Linked DNA regions of Mus musculus: all the other regions are linked to region 3. A link is a contact called in ENCODE Hi-C or POLR2A ChIA-PET data. All regions are on one chromosome and are shown on one strand. Each heading gives the region's core, a stretch centred on a gene start or an enhancer-like site at or near the end of the contact. The rest is flanking DNA. Distances are from core to core; before and after follow the strand shown.

Region 1 (3,524 bases), core at 753-3,252, 370 kb before region 3:
CACCTAGGTTTCTTAGCAACCAAAACCCTACAACATCCTACACATGACCATTGAAAAACACCAGGGGCTGGGATACCCCCCCCATGAGGTGCCTGGGCCCTCGCTTGCTCTGTCTTATTCTTCCTTGAAAGTCCCAGACTCTTGGTCTCCGGTGTGTCTCCCATCCTCTGAGTGTCTCTCTTTCTCCCAACCCTCAGGCTTCAAATATCTCATTAAAATCTCTTTGCTTCATATTAGCTAGTCCTGAGATTCCTTTTAGCACCAGAGCCGTCCATTCCGGTTTCCTTGAGTCAAGGTGCCTAGAAAACTACTCTGACTGCTGCGGGTGACAGTGGAGAGCAGGGAACAGTCTCAAGGAGATGCCGCGTGTGGGGATTGATGGACACAGTGTCTCAATCGAAGCCCGAGGAACCTTATGTCTCCTGCTCTGAGCTTTGATCCAAGAGTAGTGGATATTGGTGGCTGCCATCAACATCTTGGAGACAAAGTGTCCTGGAGCTTGCAAAAGAGAGAGAGAGAGAGAGAGAGAGAGAGAGAGAGAGAGAGAGAGAGAGAGAGAGAGACTAAGCAGGGTTTGTTAGCTCAAACCTGCAATCTCTGCATTTGGGAAGGCTGTGAGACAGGAGGATGTTTGAGAGTCTGCGGCCATTAGAGCAAACTTCAGGACGGCCTGTAGTACAGAGTGAGAGTCTGCATCAATACCAAACCAAACCAAAAAGTAACAGATTGGCCATGTGGGCAGAGGCAGGAGGATCTCTGAGTTTCAGAGTCAATTCCAGGACAGCCATGGCTACGCAGAGAAACTCTGTCTTGAAAAAAAAAAGTAAAGAACAAAAACCTAAAATACAAAAAAGAAGAAGAAGAAAAAGGAGGGGAGGGGAGGGGAGGAGAAAAATCAGTCTCTACACCAGCCGCTTATGATTGGGTGAGCTCAGTCATGTGGTCTACCCTGGACCAATGACAGTGCCTGAAACCTCTGGAGCCCAAAGATGGGTAGGAGTGAGCCCACCCCACTTCCCCATAGAGGGCTGGAGGGAGGGGGAGTTTGTTGGGAAGCCCCAAGGGGCCTGTGGATGGAGCTTTGAGAGCTAGTGACCCTTGTGGGCTGGAGCTAGGGTGGGAAGAACCTCGAGTTACACAAACAACTTAAGCGGCAAGGAGCTGCCCTGCACTCTGTGCTGTGGATCCCCGGAGGAAGTGGTTTATTTGGACTGAGGGTGGAGGTGTGTTTGCCAGAGATCCCTGGAGGCCTGAAACCTGAAACCTGAGAAAGACACGGAGCGTGGAGCGGCAGGGGGAGTATGGGAACAGGGTCAGAGGGGACAGCATGAGCAAAGGTCTATGGGCTTCAAACGCCAAGGCAGCGGGGAGTCTAGAAGTTGACGCCAGCCTCAGAGCCAGAATTGAAGCTGGGGCGTGGCTCAGCTAGAAGCGTGCTTGCCTAGAAGCCCTGGGTTCAATCTCTAGCACCTCATATGACAGGGGTGTGTACAGGAGGATCAGAAATTCAATGACGTCTTCATTTTCAGGTGAATTTAAAGCTAGCCTGAGATATCCCCGTGAGCTGTCTTAAAACAAGACTCGAGAGAACTTCAGTTTATATGCTAAGGGGTGTAGCCCAAAGATAGAGTACCTGTACTGCTACGCAAAAATTCCTGAGTTCTATCATCCTTGCTGTCACCTCCATGTGAGAGGGGAGAGGGTAACAACAGGGAACATGGCTGAATAAGTCCTGTGACAGCTTTATCTACTTGGGAAAACTGTTATTCCCCATAGAGACAGGAAGGTTAGGTGATTTTTCTCAGCTACACATTGGGTGGAGCTGAGCTTCAAATCCGGGTGGCTCCAGGGGGACTCAGGTCCCCACCTTGGCAGTAGGAAGGAGAGAGTACTTAGTTGCTCACACCAGGCGGGGACACATCCGGTACACAAGGAAAGAACGCCCCAGTTTGTCTCTGAGAGCTGAGAAGAAGTAAGAGAGATGTGTAGGCAAATCTAAGACGCTGGAGATAGTGGCTCAGAATCGCTCATTGTTTCAGATACCAGGCCAGCAGGAGGGGGCTGTAGAGGCTCAGCTCAAGAATGTCAGCTGTGACTGGTGTGGCAGCTTGGCCTCAAGAACAGATTTTACTTTCCCATGAACTTGTCCTCAAGAAAAAAACAAGAAAATTCATTGTTGATAGCCCTCTGGGGGCTGGGGAGGTGGCTCAGTGGGCAAGCACTAGGACCTGAGTTCGAATCCCCAGCGCACACATAAAAAGTCAGCCTGATGGTGGGCACAGCACGGACAGGTGAGTCCCTGGAGCTCATTGGCTGGCCAGCTTAGCCAATCTGTGAGCTCTAGGTGCAGGGAGAGCTTTTCTCTCAGAAAATAAGATGGAAAGCTGGCAAGATGGCTTAGCAGGTAAAGACACTTGCTGCCAACCTGTATGACCTGGGTTCCACCCCCCAAAACTCACATGGTGGAAGGAAGAACAGGCTCCTTTTGGCCTCCTCAGGGGTACCATGTCAGGTATGTGTGCAGACACTCAAGTGGAAACTTAAGGGTTCTTTGGAAAGTCGATTGGATGGTGGTTTGCTGGGGCAAACACGTGAAGGAACATTTCGTTAAAGTGGACACAGGTGTGAAAGGCTAAGGCAGACTCGGGGAGGAACGTTTCGCTGAAGCAGACACAGGAGACAGGATGTTCAGCTAAGGCAAGCACATGAAAGGACACGTGATGAAGGACTCTTTGCTGACAACATGAACTTATTGGTCCGCCTTACATTGCATAGTTGAGCTGCATTTGTCAGGACACCATAGAGAAAAACACACCCAAAAACTTATGGTGTGTGCTGCAGTTTCTTGCCTCCGCTTCCATACACTTGGGCTGACTGGCAGAGTGATGTCAGCTGAGGCAAGGCCTGTGCTGAGTCAAGGGAGGTGTAGGAGAACTTCTGGTGTCCTTCCAGGTCCCCCCTGCTGACTTGAGCGGAGGCTGAGGCCTGGCTGTCTCTGCTAGGTCATGCCGCTGCTATTGCTAACCTGATTCTACTGAGCTGGACTGCTGGTGTATCTGTGAGGTGTGTGTGAGTGGGTTGAGCTGTTGCTGCCTGCTAACCTATGAACTGAACTGCCGATTTCCAGACCACACAGAAGGGATTTGCTCCAAAGAACCTTTCTAAACAGGCCCACTTCCCCCATATCCTTTCTTTCCCACTACCTCTGGTGGGTGGTGGGCTAAAAGGGAAGTTAAAGCATTTAAGAACCATCATTAAGATTCAGCCGGTGGTCCGGGGAGACATACCTTCCACCTTAGACCATGGCCAAATTCATCTGCCACTTTGAGGAGAAGGCACCGTTGATGGTGGCCTTTGCCATGACTTACCTCGATTGGTCACATTTTGGCACTACGCCAAGGTTGCGATGGTTCCCCCCAACCCCTGGTGAAATCCCTATAGCTATTCAGAGTGTGAAAAAAATCATTCAAAGTGCTAAAACTGGTAGCTTCAAACACCTTACAGTGAAGGAAGCTGTGCTGAAC
Region 2 (3,840 bases), core at 1,265-3,764, 390 kb before region 3:
ACAAGGGCAGGAACAACTGAGAGCTCACATCGTGGTCCTGCAAAGTATGACACAGAGCAAGATACTGGGAATGGCATGCATCTTTTGAAACCTCCAAGCCCACTCCTGGTGGACACATCCTCTACCAAGGACACACCTCCTAATCCTTCCCAATCAGTTCCACCAGTTAAGCATCAAGAATTCAAACACTGGAGCCTACCTGGGGGTCATTTTCATGCAAACCACTACAACCTGTACCTGTCAAGTGCAATCCTGAGAGCTGAACCCAGGCTCATAAAGACAGACCCTTGGCAAACACTGGTATTTTATCATACAACTAGGCAAAGTCCACTGATCCATGGCCTCTCTGCCTCTGTGAAATTCACAGTTCTGTGGACTGAGGACTCAGAACATTGGGCCTTCCTAGGGGACTGACTGACTCAGGCATGAATCTCCCATCCTGGATGTAGCCTTTAAACATTCACCTGGGCCAGTCTCCTTTCAGGAAGAAGGTGGAGGAGCTATGTGTCCATGTGGGTAGAGCTTGGGACCTGTTCCCGTCAGCCCTTGCTGGTGAGCTTGGGCAAGCCCTTATCTCTCTCTGGGGCTCTGGGTGCCCCTTATGGATGTACAGGCTGAGTTGGTATGTCTGATAATGCTACGGACTCACTTCTGACAAATGATAGGACATTTGAGGAACCACCATCACTGACGCATTCTCCCGGAAGCCAGTGAGGACACAGGGCCAGGTGCTGATGGAAAACGGGGCTATGCAATATCTGGGTGCTACAGGTCACACGAGGGACTCGCTGTCAAGACCTGTGACTGTATCCTTTACTATGACAAAACGGGTGGCAGAACGGACTCAGGGAGAGACATTGACAAGGGCTTATCTGTCACTGTGGTGAAGACGTGGCTGCCACAGTGGCTCAACCAGAGGCGGCAGGAGGTCCCGGTGTAGCCGCTGTGTTGCTTTTCTTAGGACAAGGCAGGCCACTGATGAGGCATTGAAAAAAGAGACGCAGCTAGACAAGGTGGCGCATGCCTTTAATCTCAACACTCAGGAGGCAGAGACAAGTGGATCTCTGAGAGTTTCAAGGCCAACCTAGTCTACAGAGTTCCAAAACAGCCAGGGCTACACAGAGAAACCCTGTCTTGAAAAACAAAAGAAGTATGTGCATGCATTCTTGAGCACACACACACACACCCCAAAATGAAAAAAAGAAAGTCTCACCCAGAGTCCAGCTTGGTTCAGACTTCCTGATGGAAGCATTGTGCAGGGAAACTCACAGGCGTGGGCGACTCAGAAAGCTGTGTCACCCAAAAGTCCCACATCTCTGAGGGATGGCTTCACGAGAATCGCATCATAGAGTTCTGCTTTCAGTTTCCCTTCCTTCTGTGACCTCAAGGGAGGCAGAGGGGAGCGAATGAGTCCTCGTGACCTCTCCACCTCTCTCAGAGTGAAGAGCGGCGGGTCCAGGATCCTTGCCACACACCTGGTTGTCTCTGAGTGTGTCTGCTGATGTCATTGCTATGACTACAGGGATAAGGGGTCAGCTGGTCACCACAGCGACCTTTGCTCCACCACAGAGGAAGGGTTGGACATACCTGGATGAAAAGCTAGGACAGTGGCTTGTTTGTATCTTGGTGGATCGGAAGCACTACCAAACAGTGACCTATGTGTATAATGCCCCGAAGGTTTCCCAACCTCCCACAAGCTGGAGTGTACAATGCATGGGTCTCTGGGTGGGGGTATTGCACATTCGAGTTGTCACCATGACTAAACAGGGCTGTTCATTTTGCTCAGTGTCTTCAGCTTACAGTGCACCGAGCTCGCGACAGATGACCAGCTCTTCTCATTTACACGTCAACCCTGGAGAGCGGTTGCTATAATTATCTGCGTTTACAAGATAAGGCAACTGAAGTCCCGAGGGGAAGGGACAACTCTAGCCAAAGCAAGCAGGAGAGGGGGAGGCAGGCCCAGCTTTAGTGCCTCAAAGCTAGCGTTTCTGTGTTTCTGTTTCCTGTCACCTAACACTCCCTCTTGAGGCATTCTTGGAAGCTGAAGGGTGTGGCAAGGACGGGGAGGCTGAGTTGACCTTCTCCAGGCCTCAGTTTCCTCGTCTGTAGAATGAAGCGATGCTTTGCGTTGAACTGAAAGCTAGAGATGGCTTTTCAGTGGGTCTCGGAGAAGAGTGTGCCTCTGCGAAACCCAAGAAGTGGGCTTCTTAAATAAATGCTGATGCGAGACAGGAAGTGGCCAAGTGTCTCAGAGCCATTGTTCCACCCCAGTGGAGGTGCCAGGATAGTTCAGGCAGGGTAAGAGGACAAAAACAAAACCGGGAGTCTTTATCTAGAACTCTCCTTTCAGAGCCTTCCAGGGAAACAGAAACTTCTGGACTGTCATTGCCGAGTTCCAAACATTTCAGAGGGCTCAGCAGGAAATCTGTCATCATCTGACCCTAGCCTTGGCATCAGCCATACAGAAGGCTGTCTGGGAAAGCCCCTCCCACTGGCAGCCTCTCTGCCATGGTCCTGCCCTGCACTGAATCCACCCTCCCCACAGCTGCAGTGGATCAGATGGCTGCCCAGCTCTCCCGCTGGGGTTGGGAGTCCCTTCTCTGGGCAGCAGCTTCATTCCTGGACTACAGAAAACCGTAGCCCAAGGACTCCGCATACTGTGTTTCTGATGCAGAGCCTCACCACAGGGTCACGAAGCGTCCTGAGTCCTTCTCGGCTGGTGCAGAAGTGTACCCTACACCCCCCCTCTGTTGGTGGATGGCAGGGCTCAGTCCCAGGGGTGTGATACTCTGGGAGTGGCTATGTTTCCCCAGTCTTGACTCTATCACTGTCTGAGAACCCTTTGAGGACTGTGCGGGACAGTGCTCCCCTTGGGTTCCCTCCAGGTTCCACTGAAGGCTTAGCATCGACTACGGTGGGTGTGCTCCTGGGTCATCTCCAGTGCCAGTCACCAAGAGCTCTGATCGCTCATAGCAGGACCCCCACTTCTGCTCCGCTCTGCTCCACTGAGTCCCTAGGTCCCTCTGTCAAAGGCTCCTACGGGATTTCTAAGTCTGTTCACTGGGATCAGGTTCATGGGCTCAGGGAGGAAGCCGAGGGCACAGGTTGCTTGTCCGTCTCATCTCAGCACCTAGGGCTGCTGATCTTCACCTTTCATTTGGGGAATTTACACGAGAGTCTTTTTTTTTTTTTTTTCTCTTGGTTTTGTATTGGGAGGGCTTGAGCCCAGGGTTGAGCATGTGTTTTTAAAAAGCGCCCTACACTTGGGAGCAGAGGCAGGCAGATCTCTGAGTTTGAGGCCAGACTGGTCTACAAAGTGAGCTCCAGGACAGCCAGGGCTACACAGAGAAAGCCTGTCTCGAAAAACAAGCAAACAAACAAAAAAGCGCCCTACAAGCACTCAGGAGGCAGAGGCAAGCGGATTTCTGAGTTCGAGGCCAGCCTGGTCTACAAAGTGAGCTCCAGGACAGCCAGGGCTATTCAGAGAAACCCTGTCTCGAAAAAACCAAAAAAAAAAAAAAAAAAAAAAAAAGCGCCCTACAAATGAGCCACAGTTTTCACAAGATTTTTTTGTCTTGTTGCATTTCTATTGCAATAAAATTGACATAAATCGCCGGGCGTGGTGGCACACACCTTTAATCCCAGCACTTGGGAGGCAGAGGCAGGTGGATCTCTGAGTTTGAGGCCAGCCTGGTCTACAGAGTGAGTTCCAGGACAGCCAAGGCTATACAGAGAAACTCTGTCTCAAAAAAAAAAAAATTGACATAAGTCGCCATGTAGTTCACATGTGCAGGTTAAGGTGGTATTTATTATTATGGGTGTTTTGCCTGTATGTCTATA
Region 3 (3,798 bases), core at 886-3,385:
AGCAGATAAACTATACTGTATGCTGAGCACAGACTTGGGAACATAATGGTGTACATGAAAACTACTGACAACACTCCAGTCTCTAGAGACTAGAGGGAGAGAAAGTATTACCAACAATGTACTGTTTTTACTGTAGTGTAAAGAGCAAACCAAGTGTCCAAGTGTCGACACGAAAGTAGTCCATCGTCTCCCAGTTTCCTGTGAGACAGGCTGATACTTGTCAGATTAAGGTTTTGTTCTGGACAAATGATATAAAGAACCCCAGGAGGGTTGTGTTCACTGGCAAAGGGTAATAAATGCTGGCAGCAGCTTCCTGAAGGCACTTACCTCCACCTTTGGCCCACTGCTGGAAACAGCTGTCCCCTGGCTTGCCTCCTTGGCTCGGAGACTTGCTGGCAAGTCGAAGTTGGCTGTTCCCAGAGCTTTTGCTGCGTTGGCTTTTGCTATTTCTAGTAGCTCCATTCGATCTAAGGGCATTAAGACATTCGTTATCCTCTACTAAGTACCTCTCCTAAAACAATGTTTTTCTCTTTATATGTAAAGCAATTCTAAAAAAAATCCCTTTATAGTGAGGAAAAAAACCCAACTTTCCTTAATTACCTCAACAAGTTAGTTTTGTTCTGACAAACAGCCCTATTTTGCCTTTTCTTTAAATGTTTATTTCTGTAAACTGAAGTGTTTGATAAACTTTATAGCACAGTTATCTAGACTACTAATCTTGATACAGAGTCTGCACACAAGCTCAAACTTACCTACTTTGTAACATCAAATTGCCATGTTACTTAACAGAAAGGCCAGTCAAAACCCATTTTTGAGTAAATCATGAAAAAAAAAAATGTGTTTTGACTTCACCCAGCTAGTAGGAAAGAGTGAGCCTCCTCTCTCTTGACCACCACAGCCATAAATGGACTTTAGTTCAGGTTACTGCACCGGTCACATCCGGCATGGACTTTACTCACAAGGTGAAAGGAAATACGTGAGAAACTATATTCTACCTAACTACTAACTAAACAAAAAACTCTCTCTCACTTCAAGAAATCTCAAAAGACTTCCAGCACCAAAACAAACGCAGGCCTAGATGTTAAGATGTCCTGGGCCTAATCTTACGAAATCCCAGCTAAACTGCTCAACCACATGACTCCCTGGCTGACTCACAGCGCGCTGAGGAAGTTAAACGCGGGGAGGAGCTGGGGAGGTGGCTCGGTGATAAGCGTCCAGAACTCAATCCCCAACACCACCCCCACCAAGGGCACAAACCTCAACCTGATAAAACGCACCTTTCTCACTCAGGCGAAATGGGGTTCTACTCCTGCTGCGCGACCTGGTTCTGGATCTTTCCCTCCACCTGGGGCGATCCTCGGGGTACACCGTCCGGCCGAAGCCGTAGTAGCGCCGCCCTCTAGTGATCGCGTAGTACGACCACCGGTGCTGCGACCTCCCGCGGGAGCGCGACCTGCTCCGGGAGCGGTAGGGCGACGGCGACTTGTAGTACCTCCGCGGCCGCTCGTAACGGCTGTCGCGGTGATAGCGGTGGCTGCGGGAGCGCGACCGGCTGCGTGAGTACGAGCGTGAGTAGCGCCTGTACTTGCGCTGGTGGCGCCTGCGGGACCGGGATCGGGACCGTCTGCTCCTCCGCGGCCGGCTGTGGCTGCGCGAGGACGAGCGGCTAGAGCTGCGGGAGTCGCGTCGGGAGCTGCGGGACGAAGAGCGGCTGCGGGAGCGCGACGACAGGCGGCTGGAGCGGCCCGAGCCCGAGGTGGACGGCGAGGCTTTCTCCTGCGGAGAGCCGGGCCACATGTCGTTCACGTATTTAGACATGGCGGCCGAGGACATGGCTCCCTTCTGAAAACGGAGATCGGTCCGCAAACGCAACGGCGTCTAGGAACTACAGAGAAAGTCAAGAGTCTATCATCCAGGTGGGGCGCGCAGTGCCCAGTGCGCGTGCGCGACACCCCAGGGCGAACCGGTCCCTGACCAAGCGGCCCCACTCACCTTAAACGGATGAAGAGCTCGCGAGGGCGAGAGAGGCCAAGCGGGCACCTTTCTCTGCGACCAGGAACCGAAGCGGGCGAGGTTCCCGATTCCAGCGACCGGAGAGCACAGGAACCTCCACTGCCAAAGTCCAGACTGGGACTGAGCTTAGTGGCGACGTCAGCATCGAAAATACTGGAAGCTGGCGCCGAGCATGCGCACAGACATCCGTGCGAAAGGGCGGGTCCCACTCTCGTCCAATCGCCAAGCGATGTTGGCTGCGCCTTGGAGACACGCATGCGCGTCAGTTGTCACTCCACCAACGGCCGCGCCTCCTCCCCATCCCCCACTCCCGCCCGCCTTCTACATCCGGGTATTTTGAGGATTTGTTTACTTCAGGGTTTTTTGTTTGTTTGTTTGTGGGGTCCTTGGCTGCTTTTGGATCTTGAGTTTTTTTTTGAGACAGGAGCTAGCTGTGTACCCCTGTCACGCCTCGAACTCGCGGCAATCCCCATGTCTCTGCTTCTCAGCTAGGGGGTCTGCGCCACCACGCCCAACTTTGTTTTTCTTTGTTTGGTTTGGTTTGGTTTAGTTTGGCTTCCTTTCCTGCTTTCGATTTTGAAATTCGGGAAAAGGAGAGGGTAGCAAAGAATTTAGCCGGCTCAAAAGCTGGATCAAGGACACAGAGGACAAGTCGGTTCCCGTGCCTCGGTCGTCCCCGGGTCATGTGTCGTCCCCTCCCTCCCCCAGCCGCTGCCCAGCTTCCCTTCTTGGCTCCTCCTATGGTGGAGATTGGGAGGGGTATCCCTGGACCCCGAAGATATAGTTTTAATTTAGAAAGGCTGCTTTAACGGCCTTGTTTGAGCTAATTAAGGTAATTTGAGGTCGAGACAGGAATTCCAACGACCACAGTTGACCTTTGAGGAGCAACAGTGATCCTTGATTGTGTGTGTGTGTGTGTGTGTGTGTGTGTGTGTGTGTGTGAGAGAGAGAGAGAGAGAGTAATTTGTGTGTACAGGATGCCACCGAAGACAGAGCCATTGTGGGCCACCAAGTATGGGGGTGTTGGGAACCCAGACTTTGTGCTAGGCAATGCAGCAAGTGCTCTTAATAGTAAGCCATTTCCTGAGCCCGATAGGTCTGTTCTAAGACAAGTGTGATTAGGACAGGACATTTAATCTTATTTCCAGGGCAAATTCCAAACACTCAATGTCATGAGGCATATCTGACCTTGAAAACTGTGGGTAAGTGAACAGCACTGAACGAAATAGCTATTTCAATATTGGGAGATGGTGTTCTTAGAAATTAGGCAGGGTTTTACAGAAGCTCTGGATTTTAGAGGGAGATGACAGAAATAAGGACTCTTTGTTCGTGCCTCCTTCCTCCTCCTTCCCCAATATACAGCGAAAGTGAAGAAATAAAAACCTTACTGTGGCCACCAGGATGGCTCAGCAATAAAGAATGCTTGTGGGACTGGTGAGATAGCTCAGTGGTTGAGAGCGCCGACTGTTCTTCCAAAGGTCCCAAGTTCAAGTCCCAGCGACCACATGGTGGCTCACAACCATCCATAATGAAATCTGATGCCCTCTTCTGGAGTGTCTGAGGACAGCTACAATGTACTTACATATAATAAATAAATAAATCTTTAAAAAAAGAAGAAAAAAATGCTTGTGGAGCACTACTGACAACCTGCAGTGGAGTGGAAGGAGAGAACTGACTTCCAAAAGTTGTTCTCTAACCTCCAGAAGCCCCCATCCCATCCCATCCACCAATGGTAAAAGTTCTCAAACTGCAGGAGCTGGAGAAACAATCAGCAGTAAAGAGCAC

Evidence for each region. A loop is a pair of places that touch in the nucleus more often than their neighbours do. ChIA-PET counts read pairs that join two places held with the same protein, here RNA polymerase II (POLR2A).
Region 1: POLR2A ChIA-PET joins it to region 3 with 16 read pairs in embryonic stem cell. The contact joins the enhancer-like site here to the promoter of Rsrp1 in region 3. POLR2A ChIA-PET finds 5 or more read pairs at or near these places in 4 of 5 experiments (Patski and embryonic stem cell).
Region 2: POLR2A ChIA-PET joins it to region 3 with 11 read pairs in embryonic stem cell. The contact joins the enhancer-like site here to the promoter of Rsrp1 in region 3. A Hi-C loop is called at or near these places in 3 of 37 maps with a recorded cell type or tissue (heart, left cerebral cortex and mature B cell). POLR2A ChIA-PET finds 5 or more read pairs at or near these places in 4 of 5 experiments (Patski and embryonic stem cell).

The regions. Positions count from the first base shown.
Region 1 is chr4:135,290,454-135,293,977 of GRCm38, reverse strand. It overlaps the pseudogene Gm12983. Among named protein-coding and RNA genes, the nearest start is that of Gm30701, 6.1 kb to the left of the region's middle. Within about 2 kb of position 2,002, at least 1 of the 3 ENCODE cell types and tissues checked has a DNase peak (open chromatin) inside an H3K27ac peak, as active enhancers do.
Region 2 is chr4:135,311,510-135,315,349 of GRCm38, reverse strand. No RefSeq gene overlaps it. Among named protein-coding and RNA genes, the nearest start is that of Gm12984, 7.3 kb to the right of the region's middle. Within about 2 kb of position 2,514, at least 1 of the 3 ENCODE cell types and tissues checked has a DNase peak (open chromatin) inside an H3K27ac peak, as active enhancers do; it is heart, where a contact is called at or near this core.
Region 3 is chr4:134,921,962-134,925,759 of GRCm38, reverse strand. Rsrp1 (arginine/serine rich protein 1) reads right to left here and starts at 2,135. Exons shown (of 5, transcript NM_023665.3): 1 at 1,993-2,135; 2 at 1,278-1,885; 3 at 328-467. The coding sequence starts at 1,833.